Linked DNA regions of Homo sapiens: regions 1, 2 and 3 are each linked to region 4. Evidence: chromatin contacts called from ENCODE Hi-C or POLR2A ChIA-PET data. All regions are on one chromosome and are shown on one strand. Each heading gives the region's core, a stretch centred on a gene start or an enhancer-like site at or near the end of the contact. The rest is flanking DNA. Distances are from core to core; before and after follow the strand shown. Region 1 holds the start of HPS4 (HPS4 biogenesis of lysosomal organelles complex 3 subunit 2). Region 2 overlaps SEZ6L (seizure related 6 homolog like). Region 3 holds the start of ASPHD2 (aspartate beta-hydroxylase domain containing 2). Region 4 holds the start of GRK3 (G protein-coupled receptor kinase 3).

The links. A loop is a pair of places that touch in the nucleus more often than their neighbours do. ChIA-PET counts read pairs that join two places held with the same protein, here RNA polymerase II (POLR2A). Pooled maps may share reads with other maps.
Region 1: a loop to region 4 is called in a pooled map, with 4 times the contacts of the local background. The contact joins the promoter of HPS4 here to the promoter of GRK3 in region 4. A Hi-C loop is called at or near these places in 6 of 50 pooled maps.
Region 2: a loop to region 4 is called in a pooled map, with 10 times the contacts of the local background. The contact joins the enhancer-like site here to the promoter of GRK3 in region 4. A Hi-C loop is called at or near these places in 4 of 50 pooled maps. POLR2A ChIA-PET finds 5 or more read pairs at or near these places in 2 of 52 experiments (GM12878 and activated B cell).
Region 3: a map with no recorded cell type shows a loop between it and region 4 (11-fold over the local background). The contact joins the promoter of ASPHD2 here to the promoter of GRK3 in region 4. A Hi-C loop is called at or near these places in 5 of 37 single-sample maps with no recorded cell type and 6 of 50 pooled maps.

The regions. Positions count from the first base shown.
Region 1 is chr22:26,482,411-26,485,110 of GRCh38, forward strand. HPS4 (HPS4 biogenesis of lysosomal organelles complex 3 subunit 2) reads right to left here and starts at 1,373. Exons shown (of 14, transcript NM_022081.6): 1 at 1,264-1,373. SRRD (SRR1 domain containing) reads left to right here and starts at 1,467. Exons shown (of 7, transcript NM_001013694.3): 1 at 1,467-1,689. The coding sequence starts at 1,481. RefSeq lists an enhancer at 1,421-1,540 and a silencer at 1,561-1,650.
Region 2 is chr22:26,293,395-26,296,094 of GRCh38, forward strand. It overlaps SEZ6L (seizure related 6 homolog like), which reads left to right. Exons shown (of 17, transcript NM_021115.5): 3 at 898-1,031. Among named protein-coding and RNA genes, the nearest start is that of SEZ6L-AS1, 48 kb to the left of the region's middle. Within about 2 kb of position 1,302, at least 3 of the 41 ENCODE cell types and tissues checked have a DNase peak (open chromatin) inside an H3K27ac peak, as active enhancers do.
Region 3 is chr22:26,427,813-26,430,512 of GRCh38, forward strand. ASPHD2 (aspartate beta-hydroxylase domain containing 2) reads left to right here and starts at 1,448. Exons shown (of 4, transcript NM_020437.5): 1 at 1,448-1,674. RefSeq lists silencers at 1,289-1,418, 1,539-1,598.
Region 4 is chr22:25,563,323-25,566,022 of GRCh38, forward strand. It overlaps GRK3 (G protein-coupled receptor kinase 3), which reads left to right and starts at 1,353. Exons shown (of 21, transcript NM_005160.4): 1 at 1,353-1,831. The coding sequence starts at 1,719. It overlaps GRK3-AS1 (GRK3 antisense RNA 1), which reads right to left and starts at 2,094. Exons shown (of 4, transcript NR_183564.1): 1 at 1,758-2,094; 2 at 768-1,037; 3 at 1-159. RefSeq lists silencers at 1,279-1,378, 1,689-1,938 and an enhancer at 2,050-2,565.

The DNA of each region.
Region 1 (2,700 bases), core at 123-2,622, 920 kb after region 4:
CGAACAGTTAAGGGAAACACACCACAAGCTTCACGGAAGATAAAATCAAATGACAGGGTGAAAATGCTCTAGGTGTGGACAGCTATACAAATAAACCAGTTGCTGTGGTAATAATGGAACCCAAATTAAGGAACTGTCATCTTGACAGTCCAAAAGTAACCTGAACATGCAGAATTCCAGAGCAGGGCAAATTTCTAAAAAATGAAGAGAACTTTATCAAATGGCTTTCAAACTTCCACAAGAGAAAGACAGCTCAGTGTATCACGGAATTTCAGAGTCGGAAGGAACCCTGGCATCGTTTACTCTACTCTCCTGCACTCTTTTCCAAAAATTACCTTGGCTGTCTCTGCTTTACACCCTCCAGAGATGCGTGGTTCACTATGTTACATTTCTCCTTCCAACAAACTAAAATCTGCGTTCCAGATTTTACATCTGCCTCCCACTCGCTAGTCTGGATAACGCTCTGCAGGAAAACACAAAACAAGGTCTAATTCTTCCATGTGACAACCTCTTGGTCACTTCAAAACTATTGTCTAATTCTTACTGTCACTTTCTCCAAGCTTAATGCTTTAGCAACATGGTCTCAAATGTTTGCTCACCATTCTGCAATCTGTGGGTACACAATACAGTTTGTTAAAAGTCTCTAGAGACGACCCCCATTGAATATTTGACGGCCTGTAAAATCTCTATCTCTTCTCAGCTCTAGATATTTTGGATTGGGCCTCCACAGGACCACACTCATTGTATTCTATGGAGCATATTTGGGTGCCTGTGGAGGGGGTATCTCTGTTACTGGAACCAAGGACAGCAGCCTAAAACTCCCCATCCCTTGTTCCCAGAGGACTGGGCCCTACACTACCGAGGTCCTCTCTTATCTCTGAAAGGTCCAGAAGAGACCAATAATGGCCCTGGAGTAGGAAGAGACGTCGGAACATGAGCAGAAAAGGATCTGGTAGCCTGGGAAGTAATAGTAACAACGCGGGGCTGGGGCTGGTGATACTGCTGTGGGAAGGGGCCTCAGTGGGGCAGCAGGGCTGGAAAACGGACGCTAATGGCTGGAAAAGGGCCAGGAAGCTGCTGGGCGCAGCCCCCGGGGCGCAGGCAGCGACTGGTAACAGCACTAGGGCTGTGCGGTGTCTGGCCCCAGCTCTACGGGACTGGGAAATGGTGGGCGAACGCCTAAGGATTAGGCGGGGTCGGGTCACGCTCTAAGCTGGGGGCCCGCCCCTCGGTATCCCCGCGCTCCGAGCGCCGCCCACCCACCGGAGTAGCCAGGCATCCCAGTGCTCGGGGTTCGGGACTCTGGACCAGAAATGTGGGCAGCAGCTGGGTACCTGCGACTTCTGCCCCGTACCTGCGCGCGCGGCAGAGAGGCCTTAGGTCACGCGCCGCCCCGCCTACCTCCCCCTCCAGCTCCTGGCAAGCCGGCGCGCGGCGATGACGTGCCGAGTGCGCCGCACGCCGCTGACGTCAGAGACCAATGGCTGCGGCCGCAGCTGCGGCGCTGGAATCCTGGCAGGCGGCGGCTCCGCGGAAGAGGCGCTCCGCGGCTCGACGGCCGCGGCGGAGGGAGGCGGCGCCCCGGGGGAGAGAGGCGGCGCCCCGGGGGAGAGAGGCGGCGCCCCGGGGCCCCGAGGCGGAGTTCGAGTCTGACAGCGGAGTCGTGCTTCGTCGCATCTGGGAGGCTGAGTGAGTGCAGGCTCGGCCCTGATGGAATCTTTGCGCCCATGGGCAATTCTGAGCCACAGTCTCCCCATCTGTAGAGTGGAGATATAATGCACACCCTTTAAGGAGTTATTGTGAAGAGTTAACGTAGGTAACGAGCTCATTAAAGATGTGGATTATAGTAAGCGCTCAGTTAAAGGTCGTCTTTCCTTTTATTACGGTTACAGCTGCGTGACCTTGGACAATTTATAATCTCTGTGCCTCAGTTTTCTCATCTGTGAGATGGGGATGAAAATAGTACATACGTAGGTTTGTTTTGAGGATTCAATGAATTAGTAAACGGAAACCATTTTCTGGCACGTGGTAAGCACTGTGCCAGTGTTTGCTATTAATATTATGCCGATGTTGATATTATTGGTGGTGGTGACACGAGGGAAGCAACATGAACACGTGACTGCTATCATCAGGCAGCTGCTATGTGCCTGACATTAGCTTAATCATTCTACACACTTTATGTTAAACATTGCAGGCATACTAGGACCCTGGTAGCTCACTGATTCTCAAAGAGACAAAGAAAATGTGTGGAACCAGATTTCAAACCCAGGTCTTTGTGACAAAAACCAGTGCTTCCAGCTTTCCATTATGCTTGTTGCTTATCCCAGCCCAGATTCTCACATACCTTGCTCTGTACCTTAGAAAGTACATAGAGAGTGCCTAATACAGAGGAAACACTCAATAAATGTTACTTATTATTGTTATTTAGTATTATTATCTTTATTCGCAGTTTTGTTTAGGCTCAATAAATAACAGCTTTAGTTAGCACTTAAGATCAGCATCCGAAGGGCCGTCACAAGGGGAGAAATTAGATTAATTTTGTGTGCTCCTCTCCCCTAGAATTAGGGTCAAGAGGCAGTAATGTCCCAGAGTTTACCTCTGAAGAGAAAGTTGCTGACCATTTGGCTCAGCCTGAATAAAAAGCACCTGCGATTATTTTTAAGCTCTCAGAGGATGCCAGTGAGAGTGAATGTGCCTAGG
Region 2 (2,700 bases), core at 52-2,551, 730 kb after region 4:
ATCATAGCTCACTGCAGCCTCAAACTCCTGTGCTCAAGTGATCCTCTTGCCTCAGCCTCTTGAGTAGCTGGGACTACAAGCATGCACTATGATGTCCAGCTAATTTTTTTGTTTTTTGTAGAAAGGGGGTCTTGCTTATTGTCCAGGCTGGGGAACTCCTGGGCTCAAGCAATCCTCCCACCTCAGCCTCCCAAAGCACTGGGATTACAGGCATGAGCCAGGACACTCAGCCAACATCCCCATTTTAAAGATGAGACAACTGAAACCCTGAGACCCCCAAGCAACCTGCCAAAGGTCACACAGCTAATGAGCAAGATTCAAAACCTTTTCATCTTGGAACGGAATTCTTCATTTAACCTGCTTCAAAGCCACTAGCCTTTTCAAAGCACATTTGCTTTTAGCATTACATGTATTTTCTAGACTTGATAAAATGCTCTTCTGTGTTCCAGTCTTCTCTACCATCTTTAAAATGGGAGAAGGACCCCCAATTGTCAAGCATACATGGATTTTGGACAAGTGCAATGTGGCCACCCTTCAAAGCACGTGAGCTCTGGGTCCAAATCCTGCTTGCTGTTTGAGCTCGGCCCCTCTCTGAGCTTTTGTTTACTTCCCTCTAAACTGGGGATGAAATATTATCAGTCCCTATGAGAATAAGTGGGGTCACCCCTGTTGACTAGCTAAAATGGTGCCTAGCAGGATATAGTAAGTGATCATTCTGTGTCAATTATTGCTATTTTTATTATCATGTCAATTCTGGAGCTGAGGAATTAACAGCAGAAGGACAGATGGGAACAGCAAAATGCAGGTTCCCCTAAAGCCCCCATTCCACCCCACAGCCCATGGTTGAGCTTACATCCAAGTTGTCTTTGGTGTCCTAATTAAAGTCCTTCCTTCCAGCTCTCTGCAGTGTGAGCTTCTCCAATCCTGAGGGGTACATTGACTCCAGCGACTACCCACTGCTGCCCCTCAACAACTTTCTGGAGTGCACATACAACGTGACAGTCTACACTGGCTATGGGGTGGAGCTCCAGGTAACCCCAGGAGAGTACCTCACAGAGGCTGCCTCGTCTAGCAGGAAGTCTCAGGAGGATTGTCTGAGTCAGGCTTACTGTTATGCTAACTAGTTTGGTTCTGTCTTTGCCCAACCAGGCCAACTTTAGCTGGGTTTTGGCGAATGAGTAGGAGTTCTTAACTCAATGCTTTGCTAAAATAGCTTGTGGGGATAGAGGGAACATGCTGACAAATTCTGAGGTATTTCCCAGAAGGAAAATCCCTTGATACTCTGCTTATCTCACACACACATACACACACGCATGCACGTGCATAAACACACACACACACACACACACACACACACACACACGGAAGCTCCACCTGATTCATTTGATTCTTTCTTGCTTGCTTGCTTCCTTATTTCTCTTTCTCTTTCTTTCTTGCTTGCTTGCTTGCTTCCTGCTTTCTTGCTTCTTTCTCTTTCTCTTTCTTTCTTTCTTTCTTGCTTGCTTGCTTGCTTCCTGCTTTCTTGCTTCTTTCTCTTTCTCTTTCTTTCTTTCTTTCTTTCTTTCTTGCTTGCTTGCTTGCTTTCCTTCATTTTCTGGTTATTAGGACATTTTATTCTTAAACTTTTGCCCATACAGTAAGAAAGGAAAAGCAGGGTGGCATAATGCTCAAACATCTGGGTTTTAAGTCCTACCTCTTCCAGTTAAAACTGCGTGACTTTGAACAAGGAACTTCACCTCTCTGAGCCTCAGTTTCCCGATCAATAAAATAGGAATAATGTTACTGCTTTGTAAAGTTTGGGGGAGCAGTAAATATGACAATGCAGAGATCATTTGGCCACAGCCCAGCAGAGAGAGAGGGAGGAGAGAGAGAGAAATCATTTGGTCAGAGCCCAGCAGAAATCGCGACCATGCAGTGCATGTTATCCATTATCTTCAGTATGCTAATCACCCTGAATGTGTTCCTTTTTCTCATGGGAAATAAAGAGCCATCAAAAGTTTCTGAGCTGGGGCAGGTGTATGACCTTACCTTAGGAAGGTTTTTTGTTTTTGTTTTTGTTTTACTTGTATAAGAGAGACAAAAGGTAAGCCCCTCAGCAGTAGAACCTGTAGTCTTTGCAGTCCCCAGAGCTTTGCACAAGTGTGTGGCACATTGTAGGTCCTTAATAATTGTTCATGGAATTAAAATAAACTGGAGAAAACCTGCAGTCCAGATTATTATAGTGCTTAAGAACCCTTTCCTCCATGTCATGAAGAGTATTGGACCCAGTATGTGTCCAGTACTGTGTGGAGCCTTTTACCAGGCACAGTAGAGTTCATTCATTGAGCAATTAGAATGCACCAGGCAAAGCTGTTGACACAGGAGAATATGTTGATGTAAAAAACTGATGCAATGCCTGCCCTAAAAGAGAAATACGTAGGATGCCATTTAGTAGGGACTCTAATTGGTGTTTTAGAGGTTGTTGTAGAATCGCAGCAAAGGAACAGGCAAACTCCTTGGCAATCAGGGAAGGTCTCATAGAGGAGGGCAATTTTAATGGGGCTTTGGTGAATGAGTAGGAGTTCATCAAAGAGAAAAGAGGATAAGATATAGGGCCTGAAGGAAGAAGAGCTTGTGGGTAAGGCCTGCCCTGTTTAGAGGAGAGGCAGAGAAACTAAAGTTCCAAGCCCTACTCATAAAAGCGTAAGTCTTCAAATTAGG
Region 3 (2,700 bases), core at 198-2,697, 860 kb after region 4:
GTTCTGGAAGAGGGAGGAGGTGGGTTCTGGAAGAGGGAGGAGGTGGGTTCTAGAAGAGAGAGGAGGTGGGTTCTGTAGCAGGAAGGAGGTAGGTTCTGGCACAGGGTGAAGGTGGGTCCTGGGACAGGGAGTAGGTGGGTTCTGGAACAGGAAGGAGGTATGTTCTGGAACAGGGTGAAGGTGGCTTCTGGAATAGGGAGGAGGTGGGCTCTGGGACAGGGTGGAGGTGGGTCCTGGGACAGGGAGGAGGTGGGTCCTGGGACAGGGTGGAAGTGGGTCCTGGGACAGAAAGAAGGTAGGTTCTGGAAGAGGGAGGAGGTGGGCTCTGGAAGAGGGAGGAGGTGGGTTCTGGAAGAGGGAGGAGGTGGGTTCTGTAACAGGAAGGAGGTGAGTTCTGGCACAGGGTGGAGGTGGGTCCTGGGACAGGGAGGGAGGTGGGTTCTGGAACAGGAAGGAGGTACGTTCTGGAACAGGGTGAAGGTGGCTTCTGGAATAGGGATGAGAAATGGATTCTGGGACAGACATGAGGTGGCTTCTGGGCCATGTTAGAGATAAATTCTGGGACACAAGAGAGGTGGGTCTGGGACAGAGACAGATGGATTGTGGGCGGGCCATCCTACTCTATGCTCCCAGAACCCACCCATGCAGTTTCCCTGGCGCCCCTAACACATCCCGTAGCCACTGTTAGTCTCCCCCAGGTCTTAGCTCAAACGTCACCTCCTCCAAGCAGCCTCCTTGGGGCCTCCATTCGCAGCTCATCAGTCCCCTGGTCAGACAACCGTCCTGCCTGTACTTCCCCTCCTAAACCCTACCCGGGGGTGAGGGTCCCCTCCCGCTAGACGGTGGCTCACTGAGGGCAGGGCGGGCCTGAGCGCTCACCGCGCACGCTCAGCGCAGCTGGCAGGGACGGGGACCCAGGCTGGCCCATCATTACTGTACTGAGCGAATGAGTTTTCCATGAGACTAAGAATCTGGTTTGATTTGCGGTTCCATTCCAAGTGCCTGAGGGCCTCAGAAGTCCGTGTTGAGTCCATCAATAAAGGAAAGAAGGCGTTAGGGCGAGAGGAAGTGAGGTGGGGGGGAAGTGAAAGAGAATGAAAAGGAGGAAATGGAGACGAGGGCGACTCAGAGAGGAACAGAGAGACAGAGGGAGGGAGAACTGAGAAAGACACAGAGCGAAAAACGAAAGAGCGAAGGAAGCGACGCGAGCCTTTCTTAATGAATGACTGCACGCCCGTCGCCGCCTGCGCGCAACCTCGGGCTGGGCGGGCGCTGCGTCTCGGGGCGCACTGCCAGGACCCTCCGGAGCGGCGGCGGGCGCGGCCTCGGGTCGCCTCCCGCACTGCGAGCGCAGGTGCCGGGTGCAGGGGGGTCCCCGGCCCCGCCCCGCAGGCCCCGCCCCCCCGTACCCCCTCCCCCGGCGGCCCAGCGCGCGCGGCATTGTGGGAGTTGTGGTCTTCGCGGCCCCGCGGAGCGCAGCGCGGCGTCGGCACCGGCAGGGGCACCGGCGCGGCTTAGGCTCGGGCTCGGGCTCCGGCTCGGGCTCCCGCGGCGTGGGCTGGGCAGCAGCCAGGCGGCGGCTCCGCGGCGCCGGGCAGGGGCCGTCCGCGGGTCCGCGCCCTCGGGCGGCGGCGTCTCCTGGGTCCCGGCAGCCGTCCGCGCGCCCGGGCGCAGGTAAGCTTCGTCTCCGGGGGCTGCCGGGGCGGGAGGGCGGCGCGGCTGGGCCGACCCCAGGACAGGGGTTGGAGGCGGGAGCCCGGCAGCTGCAGGCCCACGGCCCTCCCTTACCGGCGCCGCCGCCGCCGCCGCCCCCGCCGAGGATGCTCCGGGACCCGGGCGCCCGCATCCCGGCCCGGCCGAGGCCAGTGCTCGTACGTGCTAAGCGCCGCCGCCTCGGAGCCGGGCATCACCCTCCCTAGACCTCCTCCTACTCCTCTTCCCTGCCCCATCGTGGTCCCTTCCTCCATCTCCCTTCTCCCCTGTGACCCCTCTTTCCTCACCTCCTGTCCCCTCCCCCAGCCCTCAGCATCACCCACTTCCCATATTTCACGTGGTGACCCTCCTCCCCTGTCCCACGAATTATGAGGCGCCATAAACCTCCTTCCACAATCTTGAGCTGATCGTCCACTTTTCCGGGCAACACTCACCTTTCCATCGTCCCATCCCCCTCCTCCCCTGACCTCCTGGTGGTCACCATCTGTGCTAACCCATCTTCAGCCCTCCCCTCTTTCCCACTCTCCAGGGCAGGTGGGTGCTGAGAAGCTGGCCAAGAGAGGGAAGGTCCCCAGGTCTGCACCGGGAAGGGCTGGCCCCACGGCATCTCTCTGGCTCCTGAGTGGAGAGGGTGACAGGCATCACACACCTTGCCCAGTGCTGCTCACTGGGGGGCTTCCAGGGTGACTTGGCCTCATCCTGAGGGTGAGCAGACACTCTTTGGCATTAGGCAGCCTCTGGGAATGGACATCTGAACTAGGCTGACCAGGTCAGGCCTGACACCGGCTCTCCCAGGTGTTCATGGTGTGAGAAGTTGTCTTGGATTGGACTTGCTCTCCAACTGGCCATGGATTTGGACTCAATTCCCCAGAGCCAACTGAGCTGGAAGATCTGGGGTTGCTTATTATTAAAGTGCAGAGCTGCAATGAGATGTCCCCATCCCTGATGAGGACAGAAATAACACAGATGACAATGAACAGATGTGCG
Region 4 (2,700 bases), core at 103-2,602:
TGGCAGACGAAGCTCCTTCAACTGCCATTCCTACTTCTGACACTCCTCTTGTCCTTTTCAGGACAACTTTATGCCTATTGTGCCTTGGGTCTTGAGAAGCATGTGGTAAAACTGGCCAGTGGTGATGGCAGGCATAGCAGGGAATCAGATTGAGGGGGGCTGTGGCGTGGGAGAGAAAACAAAAGAGGGAAACAGGCTATTTGATGACAGAATCAGGCTGCTTCTGCAATGACATTACATGAAATATCTGAAATTTGACCTTAACTGTATCTGGTGGGTCCCGTTAACCCTGTAAGTTATGGACAGAACGTTCACTCAAATTCTAGCAACGTCTAGGCTCATGGAAATACGTGACCAATTCAGGTGAATGAAAGGGATTTTAAAACATTAATTTCCAGCTTAGGTCTTCCTAAGACTGCCTGCGTGTCCCTTACCACCACTCCAGCCTGAGTGTCACATGGATCCTGAATGCGGACTTGTGTGCACACTGTAGAAAAATAAGCAACTGAAAACCCCAGGCATCGGGGTGGAGTGATGATGAAAGACACCGAGACCGAAGATCAGGAAGCTGGAAATTCCCCCCAGCTTCGGTGTTTGGGCTGTATCTCGCTTTTCCACTTCCCTAAATCACCCTCGTGGTGCGAGTGTGCTCGCAGCAGATGCTCCCTAATTGTCTCTTGTATTGACCGTAAAACCCTAACGACAGGAATACTCTCTCTCCTTCTATTTCTCAACACCATTTCAACACCCAAACTAAAACCTCTCACCTGAGTGTAAGGGAGTGGTGACCTTCTTAAGCGGAGAGCTCTTCCATCAGAGGGCTCCCTAAGGGCATCTCTGTTCCTAGCCGGGGAGCCGTCACCCCACTTTGTTCTGCTTAGCCTAAGACACGCAACTTTTTCCAGCTTTTACTCTTCGCTGAATTCTCACGGTGGGGTTGGGGGGATGTTCAGGCTCAGGAGCGAGGTTGGGGGCCCGGCCCGCTGGGCGCTGTTCACCGGTAGCCCGGACCAGAGCAGGAGTTTCATCATTACCTGCTGGGATAGGTGGGACACATGTATTTCCGGGGCCACCCCAGACCTCCCGGAGGATGCTGATTGACACTGTCCAGTTTGAGAACTACTGTGTCCAGGGAGCAGAGGCCTCCCCATAACCCCTTGGGTTGTGGACGTCTGGCCCAGGGCTTCTCTGGGTGAGCGGGGCGGGCATCAGAGCGCGTGGAACCTGGGGCGGGAGGTCGGGGCAGTGAAGGAGGAGGAGAAGGAGGAGGCGGAGACCGAGGGGGAGGGAGGGGAGGAGGAAGAGGAGGAGGAGTCCCTCGTGGCCACCCCGAGGGGAGGGCGACCGTAGAGACTTGGTCGGGAGGCGCCGGCCCAGCGAGGCCGCTGGGACTGTGCACTGAGGGGCGCTGACCGTTGGACGCGCGCTCCCCGCAGACCCTCGCTGAAGGAGCAGGGGGCGGCGCGCGTGCGCGGGGCGCCGGGCGGCGCGCGAGGGGGCGGAGCGGGGAGGCGTGCTGCGACCCCGGCCGGCTACAGCCTGCGGCGCGCGCAGAGCGCTAGTGGGGCGCGCGGCGCGCGCGCGGGGCGGGGGCGCGCGGAGGGGGGGGCTGCCCCGGGGCGGCCCCCCCAGGTCGGGGCGCGGCGGGCGGCGGCGGCGGGCGCGCGTCCCGTCCAGGTCCGGAGTAACCGCCGCCGCCGCCGCCAAAGCTCGCCAACATGGCGGACCTGGAGGCTGTGCTGGCCGATGTCAGTTACCTGATGGCCATGGAGAAGAGCAAGGCGACCCCGGCCGCCCGCGCCAGCAAGAGGATCGTCCTGCCGGAGCCCAGGTACCAGCTGCCCCGGCCGGCGCCGGCCCCAAGCCGCCGCCCCCTGCGGCCGCCAGCTACCCCCTGCTTCCTGGAGGGTCGGGCGCTGAGCCTCCGCTGCCCCGGGGCGGGTGACACAGCGGAGCGGGCGATGCGGGGCCGGCCTCGTCGTTCCAGTCTCTGAAATGGGGCATCGGAGGGCCGGTGGGGGGCACCCCGGGAGAGAGCGCTCCAAAGTGCCCGGCGCGGCGCCCTGCGCGCAGCGAGCGCCCCAGCCAGGGTCTGGTTATGACTTGGCTGGACCAGCTCCATCCCTGTCGCCCCCTCCCCCCAGCCCTGTCCTGTCCTGCCCTGTCCCATCCCCGTGGTTCTTCCTGTTGCATTGGTGTAGTCCCCGTTGGCTCCTTGCCTGTCACTGCTTTGCGCTCCATCCTGGTCGCTCCTTCTTCCCGGGCTCATTGGTCCCCCTTTCCAACTCCATCCTCTCACCTCCCTCTGGGCCGCTTACCTGGGGACTGCAGGCTTGTTGCTTATTGTCCGAGGTAGTTAAACTGCTGTTTTCAGTACTTGCTCTTCTTGAAGTCTATTAAGTCTAGTCACCTTCTTCGGCTTCTCTTCTATTTTGTCCCCGGGCAGGATTTTGACCCACTCAGTATTCTTTTTGGTGCCAAGTGTGTCACCTGAGCTGCTTTCCTCAACTTGTAGATCTACTGGTGGCACTTTATTAAAAAATTGAAACAGGAGTCACTTAAAAAGACACTTGAATGGGTGATTCCAGACAGGAATTTGTTGTTAAATTATCAAAGGAGGGCCCGATTGAATTGGCGAGGGGCTCGGTGAGGTGCATACCAAGTTGCAATTTTCTCTCAAATGATTTATTATTAAGGTAC